Linked DNA regions of Homo sapiens: region 2 is linked to region 1. A link is a loop called in an ENCODE intact Hi-C map of the cell type or tissue named here. Cell type or tissue: gastrocnemius medialis. All regions are shown on one strand.

Region 1 (8,000 bases):
CTTCAGGTACAAATTTTAGACCAGAGTTTATATCAGAGTTTCATTAAGTTGGAGGCAAAACGAGCATAAATTTATGCTCCTATAGAATGATATACACTTGCTGAACACTTAAAAATGGATGGGGCAAGAAATCAGTTATGATATTTTACAAACATTATGCATTGTGCTTGGCCACATGAATGCCTACTATTTTAATTTGTGAAACAAATTCAACCCCATGGTTACATTCAGGGCATAAAATTCTACAGCACTGTGTGTAATCGTGAACTGATGAAATTACAAGGGCCATAAAACACTGATTTTTCAACTCTACTTAACTATTTACGACAAAAAGAGAAATCGTGTGCCCATGCCTCGCCAGAAAAGAAGGAAGATTCTAAGTCAGAAGTTCCAAACCACTGGACTTCAAGCTGAATCCCACCAGCAAGTATGTATGGTTTGGTTCACCCAGTGCTTTGGTTTTGGATTTAGTTTTTAATTGAATTATTTGGCAACATTTATAAATCAGTAGATTTCACATGCAAATCCAGTATAATTCGATTTCCAGTATAACTTGAAAGATCTGAAGACTTTGTAGTACTGAGCTCAGGAATAACAACTTCCAGCTTCTGTGGGGCACACAATCTCCATTGTGCTGCAGTCCTCATCTCACCAACATTTTATTTGCTTAGCTTATTCTTGTAGACATCTGAAGTGGGGTTTGTTTTTTTCCTTCCTTTGTTTTAGGAGCTGGGGTCTTGCTATGTTGCCCGGGCTGCCTTTAAAGTCCTGGGCTTAAGAGATCCTCTTGCCTCAGCCTCATGAGTTGCTGGAACTAGAGGTATGTGCCCTTGTGCCCAGCTGGCATTTGACTTTTGATAAAACATTTAAGGAATGGCTTTCAGATTACCTTTCAAATACACTAACTTTTTATTTTCTTCCGACTCACTACTTATCTCCTACCACCTTAACCTTATTTTTAGGATGGGTACTCAAGAGATCGGACTAGGCCAGGCATGGTGGCTCATGCCTGCAATCCCAGCACTTTGGGAGGCCAAGGCGGGTGGATCACCTGAAATCAGGAGTCCGAGACCAGCCTGGTCAACATGGAGAAACCCTATCTCTACTAAAAGTATAAAAATTAGCCAAGCGTGGTGGTGCACACCTGTAGTCCCAGCTACCGGGGAGGCTGAGGCAGGGGAATCATTTAAACCCAGGAGGCAGAAGTTGCAGTGAGCCTCGATCGTGCCGCTGCACTCCAGCCTGGATGGCAAGAGCAAGAGTCCATCTCAACAACAACAAAAAAGATATGAGACTAGTGGTCAGACTGGCTTCCAACAACCAAGCACCAAACTAGGAAGGAAGCAGGTTACCACAGAACAGCAGCAGAGACTAGAGATCTTTTGCTGTGCCAGGATTTAACCCTTTTGTTTCAAACCCCAGGGAGATTAGGGGAGGAGGCATCCTGGGGAGGAGCTTCATCAGTGTAACTGAAGGAGGACACTCCAGTATGGAAGTGCTTCAACATTTCAACCAAAAGGACTGTTGTGCCTACCCATTGAGTATCAGCCCTATCTGTGACTGAGATGAAGTGGACAGTATTTTTGCCCTTGAACACACACTCTACTTAGTCTGGCTCTGTGTTTGCATTAGCTGCGTGTGTGTGTGTGTGTGTGTGTGTGTGTGTGTGTGGTTTATTTACTAGATTTAATGGAATGAGTTGAATTATTTATTTATTCCACAGGCTTTGTAATGTTCATGGTCAAATGACAAATGAAACCATGTTTGGTTTCCTTATGCATATTTGATTTTCATACACTTACATTTCATACCGAGAAGAAACCCCATCATCAGTCACAGAGAAATGCCTCTGACCAATGCATAAAGCCTTACATAAACTAACATTTAACCTTTAAAATTAAAGTATAAAGAGGAGGAGAATTCATGGATTTGCTAATTGTCTCACCCTGCTGTGGACTGTAGCAGGCATTCTGTCTTTAGCTACTACCATGAATGCATGCAATAATTAATGCAGAACCTAGAAAAATTAGTCCAAAATCATAAAGGTCATTTTTAGATCATAAGTATTGATAGTTAGTGCCTTTTATTTTCATCCTCTATTATAATTTTAAGCTTTGGGAATTTATAATACAGACAGAAACAATGGGAAGAAATAATTGCTAGAGGAAATATTTCTATTAAAATCATGGATTAGGGAGAAGGCAACATTTTCCTGGCTGAATACAAATTTTCTATGGATAATTATAAAAACATCTTACAATAATAGTAAAAGATTCTTATAAGAAAATTCAATAAATGGCTGTGTATTTGATACAGAAGATTTGGCTCAAATGTTACATGAGTAATGGTGCGTAATACTTTCTAACTGAAACTTCAAGGAGCCTTATCACTGAGCCAAATAATTTCTTTCTGTTTAGACAGTACTGTGAATAATAATTTATATTTGCTAGGGTATAAGAGACTATTTCTCTTTGAAACAATGACTTTTTTTCTAAACTGACTGTCTTTTGTAAAAAGATGTCTTTAAAGATATTGGTAAGACACAGTTATTGAATTGACTTTGTTAAATGAATCTGCTGTTTTTTTAATAAAATATGTTTACATGCAATTTGAAATTTGATGACTTAAAAGTTAATTTTTAAAATGCTAATAATTGATACAAAAGCTATTTGACTTTCAAATCTCAGATAACACCCCTGATTAACTGTACACACACACTTTACACTTTCATTTTGCCATAATGTGAATAGGGTTCTTGTACTTTTTTTATTAAAGGTAGCTATAATTTCAAAATCTAAATTACATAAAAACGGATATTTAAGTTGTTTCAAAGACAACTATACAGTGGCATAAAAGTGTTGTTAAAAACTCTAACCGTATTCATAGTGTTATAACAGTGAAGGAAGGGTAAGTGCAGTGTTCCAGCAGCAGTGGCCTGGTTTGCCTGCCTTTACTCATCATCCTCTGCAGAATGTTGGGCTGAGTCCAGGGTCTTCAGTTGACAGAGCTGATCTTGGGCAGCTTAGGAAAGAGCTGTCAGTACCACGGTGATAGTATCAAAGCTAAAACCAGAGCTGTCCACTGTCAGTCACATGCTGAGTCACCTCCTACTTAACTTTCAGTCAGAGTGTCTTCTGTGATATCTGTCACTACCCTCTGAGAAATCTTCTCTACCTCCTCTCCTCTCCAAACTGAATAAATTACTTCTACTATTATACATTGTATGCTGTGTTGCAATTATTTATTTATGTGTCCTTCTTCCTTAAGAGAGTCATAATAATTTGAATATAAGGTCCACGCCTATTCATCTTTGTGTATGGCTCATAGCACAGTTCCATACACATGACAGATGCTTACCAATAGTGTGGTTCTGGGTTGGTTGGAGTTTATCTGAGCATTGGGGAAGTGTGGATGTGGAGAAGATGTAATGTTTGTCTCTCATCTCTTCATGTATATTCCTCTAGAATTTATATTCTTTGTTGAAAAGAATTCCTTTCTGGATAGGAAAAAAAAACATTTTCTAGTTAATACTGTCAATGGATTTTCTACCATTAAGATGTAATTATTTTATTAACAGAAAAAATATTCATTGAATATTACTTGCAAAGGAAAACATCATTATTCATTCAACTCATGATTACTGAACACCTACTGTCTGTTAGATACTGTTCTGATCACTGAAGAAGTACAATAGGAAGTAAACAAGGCAGACTCAAATGCCCAACTTCCTGGAAAGAGAGAAGAAAGGGAGGAAGAGGAGAAGGGAGGGAGGGAGAAAGAAAGAGAAAGAGAAAGAAAGGTAGATAAAATAAATATGTTTTATTAACACAGAGAAAGCACAACTTACTTTTCCACAGATACTATATGATGTTTTCTTCTTCTCAAATCCTCCTTCCCTCCTCACTACATTATCACATTAAAATATTTTACAAGTGTAGAAGTAAATGTAAATACAAAAATTGAAATGTTTTTGGAAGGGCTGGCTCAAAAGTCTTGACAAATATTAGGAATGGAGTTTCCACACATACTTTGTTGAAAAGTGAGAAAAGCCTGCCATTTTGTTAAGATTAATTTGTATGCCCAGCACAGAAAATCAGTGTTTCCTGCAATAATATCACCACTACTAACTTGTGTTTTGGTCAAAGTAAGCTTTTAAGAATATGTTTTATGTTTTGCTCAATTATTGTATACTTGTCTGCTCAGGCAGTGAAAGTATATGTGGGTGGTTTGGGTAAAAATAGCTCTTCAAAGTTAAGTTGATCTGGTTCTTATACTACTCAACCATGTGCTTCAGTAACTTTTCACTTAAATGGACAGCATGTAATATTCAGACATCTCAGTACAGTAGTAACTTGTATTCTCCACTTTTGGGTGATTTTTTTCGAAGTCTTTTTGATTAATATGCCTATCATATGACTATAAGAGCAACATCTGCCCATTTTTTATTGTACATAGTTTAGCTACTTAATACTAAAGAGTTTATAGTGCCTAACCACACTGGAGAATGGAAACAGAATTTTAATGGATGTCAAACAAGAAAAGCAGTATATACCTAGAGAAAAATGCTTTACATTTCAGTTGAGTAATGATAGTACCATTTACATAACTGTAAGCCAACTCATTCTTCTTGGCTAGAAGGCAGTTTTTAATAGTGTATGTCACAGGGACACAAAACTAAATTTTTCATATGCTCTCACAGAGGAGTCTTATATTCCTGAAGTAATAATTAATAAAGTATAAAGTTTACGCAGCAGAATTTTGTCATATGGATTTTATTTTCTCCTTCGTTTAATCACAGCTTTTCTTATTGCTCTTTATGGCTCACTCCTAACTTTGGAAACCACAAAATCACACTTAGGCAGAAGCACAGGAACAATAGTTCTGGAAAATGTAGGCCAATGTTGCTGAGAACTCTTGCCAGAAACTAATTTTAGTTAAAGGGATCAAACTATTTTCAAACCATTCACTTTCCACCTTTTCCTACCAATCCTGGAGCTCTACAGATGAAAGTGTCTCATAGAGTTTGGAATTCATGCCTGTGACAAGCTTGAAGAGAATTCTTTAAACTTTCTTTTATCATTTCATACCAAACTCAACAGTTATGCTAGGTCAGGGGTTGATGACCTTTGGCATGCACACCAAAAATGAACTGATATGAGGGACATCTTGGGTACATTCCTCCTTTCTAACAAACACTCCTTTCCTTTCGCTATGCACCCTTCTTATCCCCAGGAGAGCTCCACACCCTCAAAACCCTCACCCAGTTTCTCTTTCTCTATTAGTTTGGTTTCCAGTACTAAAGTGTTATGTGATAGAAAAAATGAGTAAATTAAGGGCAACCACTTTCAAATATGCTTGCATTTCAAAGGAGACACTGGGAGCTAGAAGAGCCTTAAGGCAGCTTTAAGGCTGGAAAGAGAGCAGGGGCTGCTATTGTTAGACCCAGGCAGCTAGGCTCTCTACTTTGTAGGACTGCCCCCTGCATTGCAGCCAAGATAATAAGTAGATGGTTACAAATAGCTTCCTTAGGTCCAAACTCCATTTTAAAAACAAATTTATTCTATTTGTAGTTTCAAAAAAATAATCTTACAGGCATCTAAGATCCTTATTATGTCAATCACTCCTGAGTCATCCTATTTTTCATTTTTACCAATTTTAATTTCTGTTACGATTTCTTATGATTTCTTTTCATAGTCACCTTTCCTAATTCTATAACCAGCATCACTGCTTTTTTTCTGAATTGTCCCCAAGATATCTTTTTTCTCTTAAATTTTGCAATCGATAACCAGATAAATTCCTACAGTAATATCTAACATGCAGAGAAGTTTGAACCCATTTTTTTTTGTAAATGGATTCTTGTTCTGTCGCCCAGGCTGGAGTGCAGCGGTGCGAACTCGGCTCATTGCAACCTCTGCTTCCTGAGTTCAAGCGATTCTCCAGTCTCAGCCTCTGGAGTAGCTGGGATTACAGGCACCCACCACCATGGCCGGCTAATTTTTTGTACTTTTGGTAGAGACGTGATTTTGCCATGTTGGCCAGGCTGGTCTCGAACTCCTGACCTCAAATGATCTGCCCGCCTCAGCCTCCTAAAGTGCTGGGATTATATGCATGAGCCACTACGCCTGGCACCAGATTTCTACAGATAATACTGTTGATTTTTACTGTTTTAAATTCATCTTATTAATTTCAAGCATAAATCTGTGGATAAATATGGGACTACTCCTTTATATGTCCGTGTTTAGACAGATTCATAATGAATTTGGGGAAATAAAAATAGATGAAGATACTGCTATCTCTTGTTTAATTTGCAGCCCCAGGGTGAGCATTAGACCCCTTAAACTTATTCACAATTATATATAGTATATTTTATTTTATGTTTAGATAATCTAAATTACTTTTAAGTTGTACCATCCACTGTATGTTTCTTGAAATTGCTCACACTTTTCCTGATTATTTTTCCAAGTCATTTATATTTCTTGAATTTTAATCAAAATTTTCAAGAGATAAACAACACCTCCTTCCGGGATCTATCCTTAAGTTGAATAAATAGAACCCGTGTTTCATCATCCAAGTCATGGATAAAATGAATAAAAGCATTTGGCCTTGGTACTGTCTGTAATGGAACACATCCAAGCAGTCCTTAACTGGTGTCCCAGAATGTATGAATAAGAAATAATATTTCTCTAATGCTTGACCACAGCCACCACAGTCTGGGAAATGAACACTGAATTTCCAACCCATTTGCCCAACTTGGACATCTCACATTATTGAGGCAGAGTTAGGTAGGCAGAATACAGACGAATGTCCCTGGCAATGCTACAATGAGACAGGCAGTTTTCTGCGGGGGTGGAGTGACATGAGGTGGGGAGGATAAATTCCTGAAAGGCCTGTTAAGCATAACCTGGATTCAGAATAGTCAGTGCATTATCCCATGCCATATTTGAAAAACTATTCAACATTAATTTGTAGAAATTGTGTACCTATGTGTATGATGGTAAGTTATGACAAATATCAGCACAGATTGAAAGACAGTGAGGGAGAGAACTTGAGATTCAGTCAGATAATTTACTCTCAGCCCAAATAAATGCTTTTTTTTTTTTTTTTTTCAGAGAGGAACCACAAATAGCTCAGTGTGGTTAAGGATGAGCTGGGGCCAGAACCCATGTTTATTAAGTCATAGACCCACGTTCTTTCCAGCACACTGTCACCCTCACATAGCATTCCTAATAATTACCTGTCAGTCTAGCAGATTCTTTCACTGTATAATCACTATAGTTTCACTATAGTTGAAATGTCTCTGAATTGGATCTCTTTTTAATGAGTTAACTGCTTTTGCGATGATCTGATAAAAGTTTTATTAAAATTAACAAACAATTTATATTGACTCCATTACTCAAATTTTATAACCTTTCTTTAATATTCATTTATTTTTATCTGACTTTTCTCAGTTTTTTTTAAAATAAGGTAAAGAAAGCAAAAGAAGGTAACTTTCATACATGCCCAAGTCAGATTATTATAATTTTTCAGTTGTTTTTATTAAAATGGCCTAAAACATTTTCCAAAATGCAGTTAAAAGGCAGAATTCTAGCTTTGTCAAATATGCCATTTCCATTAAGAGAGAAAAAAAGGTATCCAAAGGTCTTTCTTTATAGTTTTTCCTTCTACTTTAAAAGCTATTTTTTCCCAAATCAGGTATGTATTTTATGGTATGTTTATAGATGTAAACCCTCAAATATTGTGTATGTTTCTGACAGGGAAATTTTCAGAATTTAATAGATGTCAAGGATACCCTAATTTTCTGCTAATAATTTTCATGGCTGCTAATTGGAGGAATTCTCCACAGACTAACTTCTGGCTCCCGTTTCTTTACCACAAGCCATGAACTTCCTGCACTGGGCACCACAGGTATGTTCATATCAAAACACAATCTCTGGCCCTGTACTTTTATGTCCTTGCACTGGGTAAGTCAGCACAGCGAGCAGTTGAAATATTTATAGAAG
Region 2 (8,000 bases), 110 kb after region 1:
TGGACACAGGGAGGGGAACATCACACAGCAGGGCCTGTAGGGGAGGTAGGGGGAAAGGGGAGGGAGAGTGTTAGGACAAATACCTAATGCATGTGGGGCTTAAAACCTAGATGACAGATGGACAGGTGCAGCAAACCACTATGGCATATATATACCTATGTAACAATGTAACAAACTAGTACGTTTAGCACCTGTATCCCAGAACTTAAAGTAAAATTAGAAAAAAAAAACTGGAGAGAAAAAAAGAAATAAAATACTGCATTAAAAAAAAATAGGGCATCTGAGAAGCGTGTCCATTAGAATAGTTTTAGTTTCTTAGTGATGTTATGCTGAACCCCTGACAAAAGTGTTAATATTTGATGCCAATATTTTTCCCACTGACAAACTAAATATACCTATTCTGTAATAATATTAAACTAGATCTTGTATTTGGCTATTTAAAAAAGTATAACAAATATATCAAGCTTTGCATATATCTGGGCTAGTGATTTGTAAGTATTTTCATTTGTGCATCCTTTCCATTATAAACATTTAAGTATACATTACCAAAATATCTATTTTTAAAAAATTAAAAACATATATTTTATATGTAATATACCATATATTTATGAAGCACAAACTAACAGAATTGACTTGAACAGTTGCTAAGTTGCATATATTCTGCCTTGGAAACCACTGATCTGAAGAGTATGTCATAGTCCTAAAAGTAAATATATGTAAGCAACAAAAGATACAGCTCAGTAACTATAGTGAAAAAAAAGGGGGTGGGTTTCTCAGCAATATCAATGAAGAAAACACTAAATACTTTAATGAGGAATTAAAGTAAATGGCAGAAACAGCTCCAGATGAATGGAAATATAACAGTGGTGTAATCATTAACGTTTCATGAGACCGAGAAGTAGTATCAAGATTTCTTGTAATGCCTCATTAAAATGATAACCTATTGATATGGTGGTGTCTGTTTACCCCATACATCTGATTATATGGGGTGTATGAACATATGTGTTCATGTATGTTTGCATAATTGTAGAGTAAATAAAAGGCCATTATATAATGAATTTTTAAAGTTCACCTAAGGTGAAATTTTAATTCAAAAAGAGTGGCCAAATTCTCATAGCAAAGAATGATTCTTTTCCAATACGATGAGAAGCACAATGAGTTAAGGCCTGCCAGTTTCATTTTGCCTTTGTGAATTTCTAGTGCTTTATGCTGTATCACCACACCATAATTTAAGTACAGCCTTAGCTGAGAATTTCCTCATTTATTTTTCAAAAGTAATGCTGTAAAAACACTTTCAGGAACGTTATAAATCACATATTACTATACTAAGATACTTAACTAAATCCAGAGGCATTCTTGTTTTTCAAGTAAATATGAATTCTTTCTTGTTTCAGTATGTACCCAGAATTAGTACAATAAATTATTTTTGCATTTTGTCACTAAAAACACACACACACACACTCTCTCTCTGTCACACACACACACACACACAAATATTTCCATATGAGTATTGTATTAGAAATTGATTATAACTAATTACTTAGGCACTTTAAAAGGAGATTTTTTTTTAAAAAAAGGAATGTCATATGAATTTGTTTCAAGCCATTAAAGTTCACACTGTCAATACAGTGCCAAGTGGGAAATTGAGGCCCAACAGCAGATGTAAGTGACTATTTGGATATCTCACATTTAATTATCTTCAGGGGTAGCACATTATTGCTCCTGAGAAGAGAGTTCTGAAGCAGGTCAATCCCCAGCAGGCACCTGGGCATTATGGGGGTACCCGAGTGTCACTCCATCACTGAAAAATGTCCTAGGAATATCTGAACACCAGGGGAGAGAGATTTTTTAATGTGACTTAAAAAATATTCCTCTTCTTAAGCTTCCTGATCCTCCTATATCATCATCCCAATGACATGACCAGTTGTCATTTTACTTTCTGTCTACGTAACCTCATGCACAGCTAGGAAATAATGATTTAGGTCTTGAAATTCAAAACATAATGGTGTTCCTTTTTTTTCATTTCTCATTTTACTCAACATCCCTGCAGAGTTGATGCAAGTACTGAGCTGCCTTTGAAGTCAGCTTGCATCATCTTTGATGGAGTATAAAGCAATAGGAGATACTGACTGCAGTTTTGAGCATCTCAATTCTCATCTTAGATGATGCCGATACATTTGTCATTAAATACGTGGCATGAGTAAATTCTTGGGAAAATTGCCAAGCAGTTAAAATTGGCAGGTATAGTGTACATATTTCCACCATAAAAGAATAGAAAAGAAAAATATTAACCTGTTTTGAAAGCAATTTAGCCCATGTTTCACTTAGGCTATTCTTATTTGTGAGTAATTTTGTAGCGTATTCTTGTTACATGGGCTCCTTTTTCCTAATACTTTGGATGCTTTGTGAAAGGTTACATTAAACAGATATATATGGTTTCTAAAAACATTTGACACCTTGAAGAATGATATTCTTTGTTTATATAACAGCAATATAAATTAGTGTGTTTGTTCGTTTTCTGTTGCCATAACAGAATATCACAGACTGAATAGTTTAAAAATCACAGGTTCATTTTTCTGGTGGCTGGGAAGTCTTAGATCATGCTGCAGGCCTCTGGCAAGGAGTATCCCACCGTGGAAAACATCACATGATGAGTGAGCAAGCAAGAAAGAAAATGGTGGACAAAATCTTTTTATTAAGAACCCACTCCAGCAACAATAGCACTAATTAATGTATGAGGGTGGAGTCCACATGACCTAATCACCTTTTAAAGGGCCCACCCCTTAGTACCACTAAAATGGCAATTAAATTTCAACATGAGCTTTGGCAGGGACATTCACACCATAGCAATCAGTATGTGTGGATGAACTCCAGTAGAGTTGGCTTTTTAATATATTTTGCTCTTAACAATAATGATATGGCCCCTAGTAAATAGGAGCATGATTGGAGGTGAAAGAATAAATGAAACTAATTTGATTGTAAAATTCTGTCTTCATTCATTGATAGGCATTACTGCTGATTACCAATCTCTTGACCTTATCTTCTGTGAGGTCCATGGGAAAACTGCACTTTTCTGCCACATTGATGTTGGGTTTTAACCATGTGGCAAGTTTGGGCCAATGAAATTTGAGCATAAGGGCTATGTGAAGCCTTTAATTACGTGAACTCTCTTCTTGTTCTTCTTCTGCAGAGGTGACCATGGAAGCATGTGTGTTGAAAGAGGAAAGCAAGCTGGAATGCAGCGTGAACACATGGAGTACAGCTGCTATAAAGAGTGACTGAGGAGACTGCAGTAGACTTGCCTGATTGAAAATTTAACTTTTTTTGTGTTAAATCATTGAGATTTTAGGGTTGCTTATTACCACGGCACAACCTAGCCTATCATGACTGGTGTGTGTATGTGTATATATATATATGTGTGTGTGTGTGTATAATGTGTATGTGTGTGTATATATAATATAGGAGCTTTTAAAGGAAAATAAATTTAGTAATTAAAATAGGACAAAATGAAAGATACCAAATATCTGTTTGTGCAATATCACACGACATTTTTGTGATTTGCATTGATCTCAGTAGAATATATCATAGAATATGTAGAATATATAATACTCAGTAGATTATATATATATGATATATATATGATGTATATATATCATAATACATCACTTACTCAGCTCTGCAGTAAGTATCTCTAAGCCTTCTCTAAATGCTCACATTCTGCTGTTATTAGGATAATCACATTAATTTCTATTGCCTTATACCCCTCTAAAATTAGTCTTCAATATCACATTTTTATAACTATTTAGAATAAATGTTAATGGTTGGGGAAAGGAATGTCAAAGGAGAGATGTTCTTTTGAGATAAGCACTTTAAAAATCACAGAAGTTTATTGGCTTCATTTTTCATAGGAGTTTTAAAGAACATAGTTCATTTTAGAGAATGTCTAGTTGCTCTGGATGGCTGTATCATAAGGTCACAAGGAGAGGAGAATTGTGACAAAAAATGTACATGGATAATTCTTTCCTGTGTTGCCTTACATCTATATATCACAACAAGAGATTACAGTCCATTAAGTTCTACAACATTTTCATTAAAAATACAATCTGAATCCTAAGAGGAAAATACTAGCTACCAGAAACATAAGATTCTCAGAGAGCTTAGTGTGCTGCATGTTAAGTTGCAGACAGACATGCTAGTTTTCTTTGAATCAGTATCTTAAATCTATCCCCTTATTTTTCCATCTAATTTTCAGCAGGTCACTCTCAAGTCAAAATTTAATTTTATGTGGTTGAAGTTGTGGAGCCAAAATGAAATTGCATGCTGTAGGGGGAAAAAATTTAACCTACTTTTAATAGCCCCTTTGAAAGATACTTTGAAGACATGACTTACTCTCGTAGTATGTTGACTATCTGAAGAATGAATTATTATATCCTTGTCAAATTTTAAATATCACGCTGTTAAAAATATTAGTCACACAGGGGGCTGCTTGACAGTAATGTCACAGAAAAGCTCTGGTCTATATGAACAGGCAGAGTCTGAAACTTAATACCATGGTTCCATGGAGCTCTGTCTTCCATGGGCAACTGCTGAGGGGTGGGGATGGGGGTGGGAAACTGCTTCAAGTTTCCTTGGAACATTGGCAGGACTCTGCCAACTGCATTCTACTTACTGTTCCAGCCAGCTGAGGGAGACTTGTGTCTTTCTCCGGCCGTCCTCTCCCAGCAGAGCTTTAGAGGAGAGTCTAAAAGAAATAAAAAAGCTATCATTTCAAGTGAGGAAGATTTAAAAAAAAAATACATCCAAGAAATGTGAGTTGAGATCTAGACTAGAGGTTGTAAAGAAAATGATCCAAAGAATTTCTTTTAAAAGGCAGGGCATTTTTTTTTTTAAGCCTGAAAAATAAGATTAGAAACTGGCTTGGATGAGCCCAACTGTGATTAAAAAAATAAACCTTTTATAGTTAAGTCAAGATTTTTTTTCCTCTTTTTGTTCTTTGACTTTTCCTTGCAGGGAAAGGGGCAATCTTTACCTAATCAGAGCGAAGCAAGAATCACTGAGGCAGCGGAAGCATCCTGTAGGTGAAGGTCAGGCCAATTTTCACCCAAGTAATGCTGTTTTATCAGTCATCGAACAAAGATTGGGGCCTTCCTTTTCTTGATCCTTTTGTGCTTTCCCCTATTACTTTAACAGATCTGAACAAACCAGGGATTCTTCATCCAAAAGTTCCATTTAGCTGCATTTATTTCGAATCCTCCAAATTTCACATCTCAATGTTACAGCAACTTAAGAATGATACAAAACCTACATGTTTTTAGGCAGGAAGACAAAGTTAACTAAAAACAGAATTAACACAGGACACAGTGGTTGTTTTCATGGGAACTTGGCCATTTATTTAGTGCTGAATCTCATGTCAGCCCTATTAATCCTGACACTTTTTAGTTTCAAGGGTTTCTATTTTCTGTATGTCTACAAAACATGAACACTGTTGATGAAACATTGAGTTACAAATTGGATGATGTTACACTTGGCAACTTGGATAAGAGTCAGGCTGAGAAGCCAAGACTATAAAACAAATACTCACCCTAGTGATGTGTGGTATCCAAAATAAACGTATTATGCAGTTGCCTCCGAATAACTGCTCCAATGCTGTAATATTCTAGGTCACATTATGTCAGGTCCATTTATTCTCATGTATACATTTGGTGTTTTCAAAATGGGAGATATCAACATGAAAAAATGGGGAAAATGTCATTTTATAAAGATGAAGTTAAGAATTAGTTTAATAATTTCAAAAAATCATCTTATTTTAAAGCATAGCATTTTGATTTATAAGCTGCAGCATGGAACCTCTTCATAGTCCTGACAGCTTTGACTCAATTTTCCTATATCTGAATAACTATAAACTATATTTGCTTGTTTACCCTTGTCCTGTCTTCTACCTTTCTCTTCTTTATTGATCTTTTCTTACATTTTTACTTGCCAATTATTTCTGTCTCCTTTTTTCCACCCTTCCTTCCCCAGAGCCCAGATTAGAAGTTGGCTGCCTTTAGATGGAGGGATTCATTTGGATACTATTTTCCTCTTTAAGGGGCTTGGATTTTTTATGTTACAAATTGCATAGCTTTGTGGCCATATAGAAAATGTTACTTTTGAGATTATTGTAATGAATCTGTAAATACTAGTGATTTGATTTATTCAGAGATAAGTAGATTAGGGACTCTACCTTTTTTATTGCTGAAAATGTGCCCAAACTTGACCTATTTTCTGTTACTAAAATACAGAAGGGAAGACACTGTATCATTCAATCATTTTAATGCTTTGAACCATGGAAAAAAATATAAAAGGCTACCCCTGCTCCCCATTTGTCTTTTCATTTTGATTAATAAATACATGATATTCTAACATACTGAGGAAGAAAGTGGAGTGAAGATAGGACATGCACACAGCTGTAGACAGGAGAAAACTATACTGCCCTTGCTTAGGAGCTTTATATAATCCATCAACCAGCTCTGCAAATCCTTGCCACAGAGCGTCTCTCAGCACGACATTTTCCTGTTCATTGGACCAGCAACCCTCACTAAGGTCCAAACCACCTAACACTCTGTTATCCATCAAAGCCTCCTTACTGGTCTCCCTGCCTTCATACTCTCCCCTCACCACTTCATACACCTGAAAGGGAGTGAAGTCTGAACTACCATCCTTAAATTCATTCTTGGACACTCCGAAGACCAGAATTTCATATTTACTTACTGAACTGTCAGGGTTGGAAGAACTAGCAGAACTAGCTGAAGGATTATAGAACCATCAACAGCAAGAACAGTATCTTCTTTCTCTTGTCCACAGCTGTGTAAATGGTTTATCCTTTACTTGTTTTCATTCTTCAGACCCTTGTGACACTGCACATTCATCCTGCTGAAGTGAAACAATGAATTGGGGTGGGAGTTGGTTGGGGTTGTTTGGGATGTGGGGAAAGGCCAAAGAGTAGTGCAAATAAAAGCAGTAAAGGAGTAGAGCAAAGAGGTTTACCATATAAGAAAAAAAATTCTGTTAAAGTTTTTTTTTTCTGGGAATGATAAGCACTGAGAAGATCAACATTCATATTTAATTATAAGCACGTCATATTGGTCACAAAAGACTCAGAATTATATTTGGCAGTATTTTATTAATAAGTCATTCATATTACTCTCTATCTTGAAAGAAAAATAATTTAAAATATAATGAGTTTTTCCTTTATTTTGGAATATACTTTCTACCGTTCATTTTAAATCAGTGAACTTTCACTCCAAGTTTGCTTCCCATTCTCCAGAGTGCCATTAATCTTCAAATGGAGCAATTTCAAACCACAATTTTATTATTATTATTAAAAGAATTCAGTAACTTCCAATTTTATTACAAATAGGACTAAAATGAAAATGCTTACTTGGTAGCTTTTTGTTTGATTCTCAACACAGTTTTCAGAAACCAGAACCATACAATTCCCTGTCTGGTACAGTGAGCAACAGTTTGTATCTGCTTAGCTGGTGTTTGTATGCTCAGTTAACCAGCCCTTGTATGTTCTGTCTCTTCTAAGGGCTGTGGAAATTTAAATACGGTAAATGCTCTGTGACAGTGCTGCTGTTGTTTAGTCAATTCATTTCCTTGAGTAGAAGATCAGTTCACAATTACTTCAGGGCAGTCCATACAGGCCATCTTAGCTGGCCATTAATTAAGCAATAAGACATGACAGGCAATGTATTTCTGGGCCATTTAACGTATCTCTTGAGGGATTTTTAAAGCCAGAGGCTAAAGGTCAAGTGACTTTAGACTTTAACCACTTGAGAAGTTCACTGCCAGGAATTTTCCATTACCACAGGGGAAATCTGAATATGAATTATTGAAACTAAGAAACACAAGACTTTGTTAGTTTATAATTGGGAGATCAAGCCAAAATTTTTAAAAATAAATTTACAGAGTGCCATATGTTGTACCATAATCTGCCATGTATTATCTCATCTAATTTT

What was found. Peaks named below come from ENCODE experiments on the same cell type or tissue, not always from the same donor. Only the 100,000 strongest peaks of a DNase experiment are listed, where the experiment ranks them.
Region 2: a loop joins it to region 1, with 3 times the contacts of the local background. A loop is called at or near these places in 3 of 110 quality-filtered maps.

Annotation. Positions count from the first base shown.
Region 1 is chr3:147,648,283-147,656,282 of GRCh38, forward strand. No RefSeq gene overlaps it. Among named protein-coding and RNA genes, the nearest start is that of ZIC1, 240 kb to the left of the region's middle. In gastrocnemius medialis, no CTCF peak of the experiment used is centred here; a DNase peak (open chromatin) is centred at 3,009; H3K27ac peaks cover 4,507 bases.
Region 2 is chr3:147,753,447-147,761,446 of GRCh38, forward strand. LOC102724145 (a long non-coding RNA gene) reads right to left here and starts at 5,315. Exons shown (of 3, transcript XR_427423.3): 1 at 5,030-5,315; 2 at 4,670-4,741. In gastrocnemius medialis, no CTCF peak of the experiment used is centred here; no DNase peak of the experiment used is centred here; H3K27ac peaks cover 3,333 bases.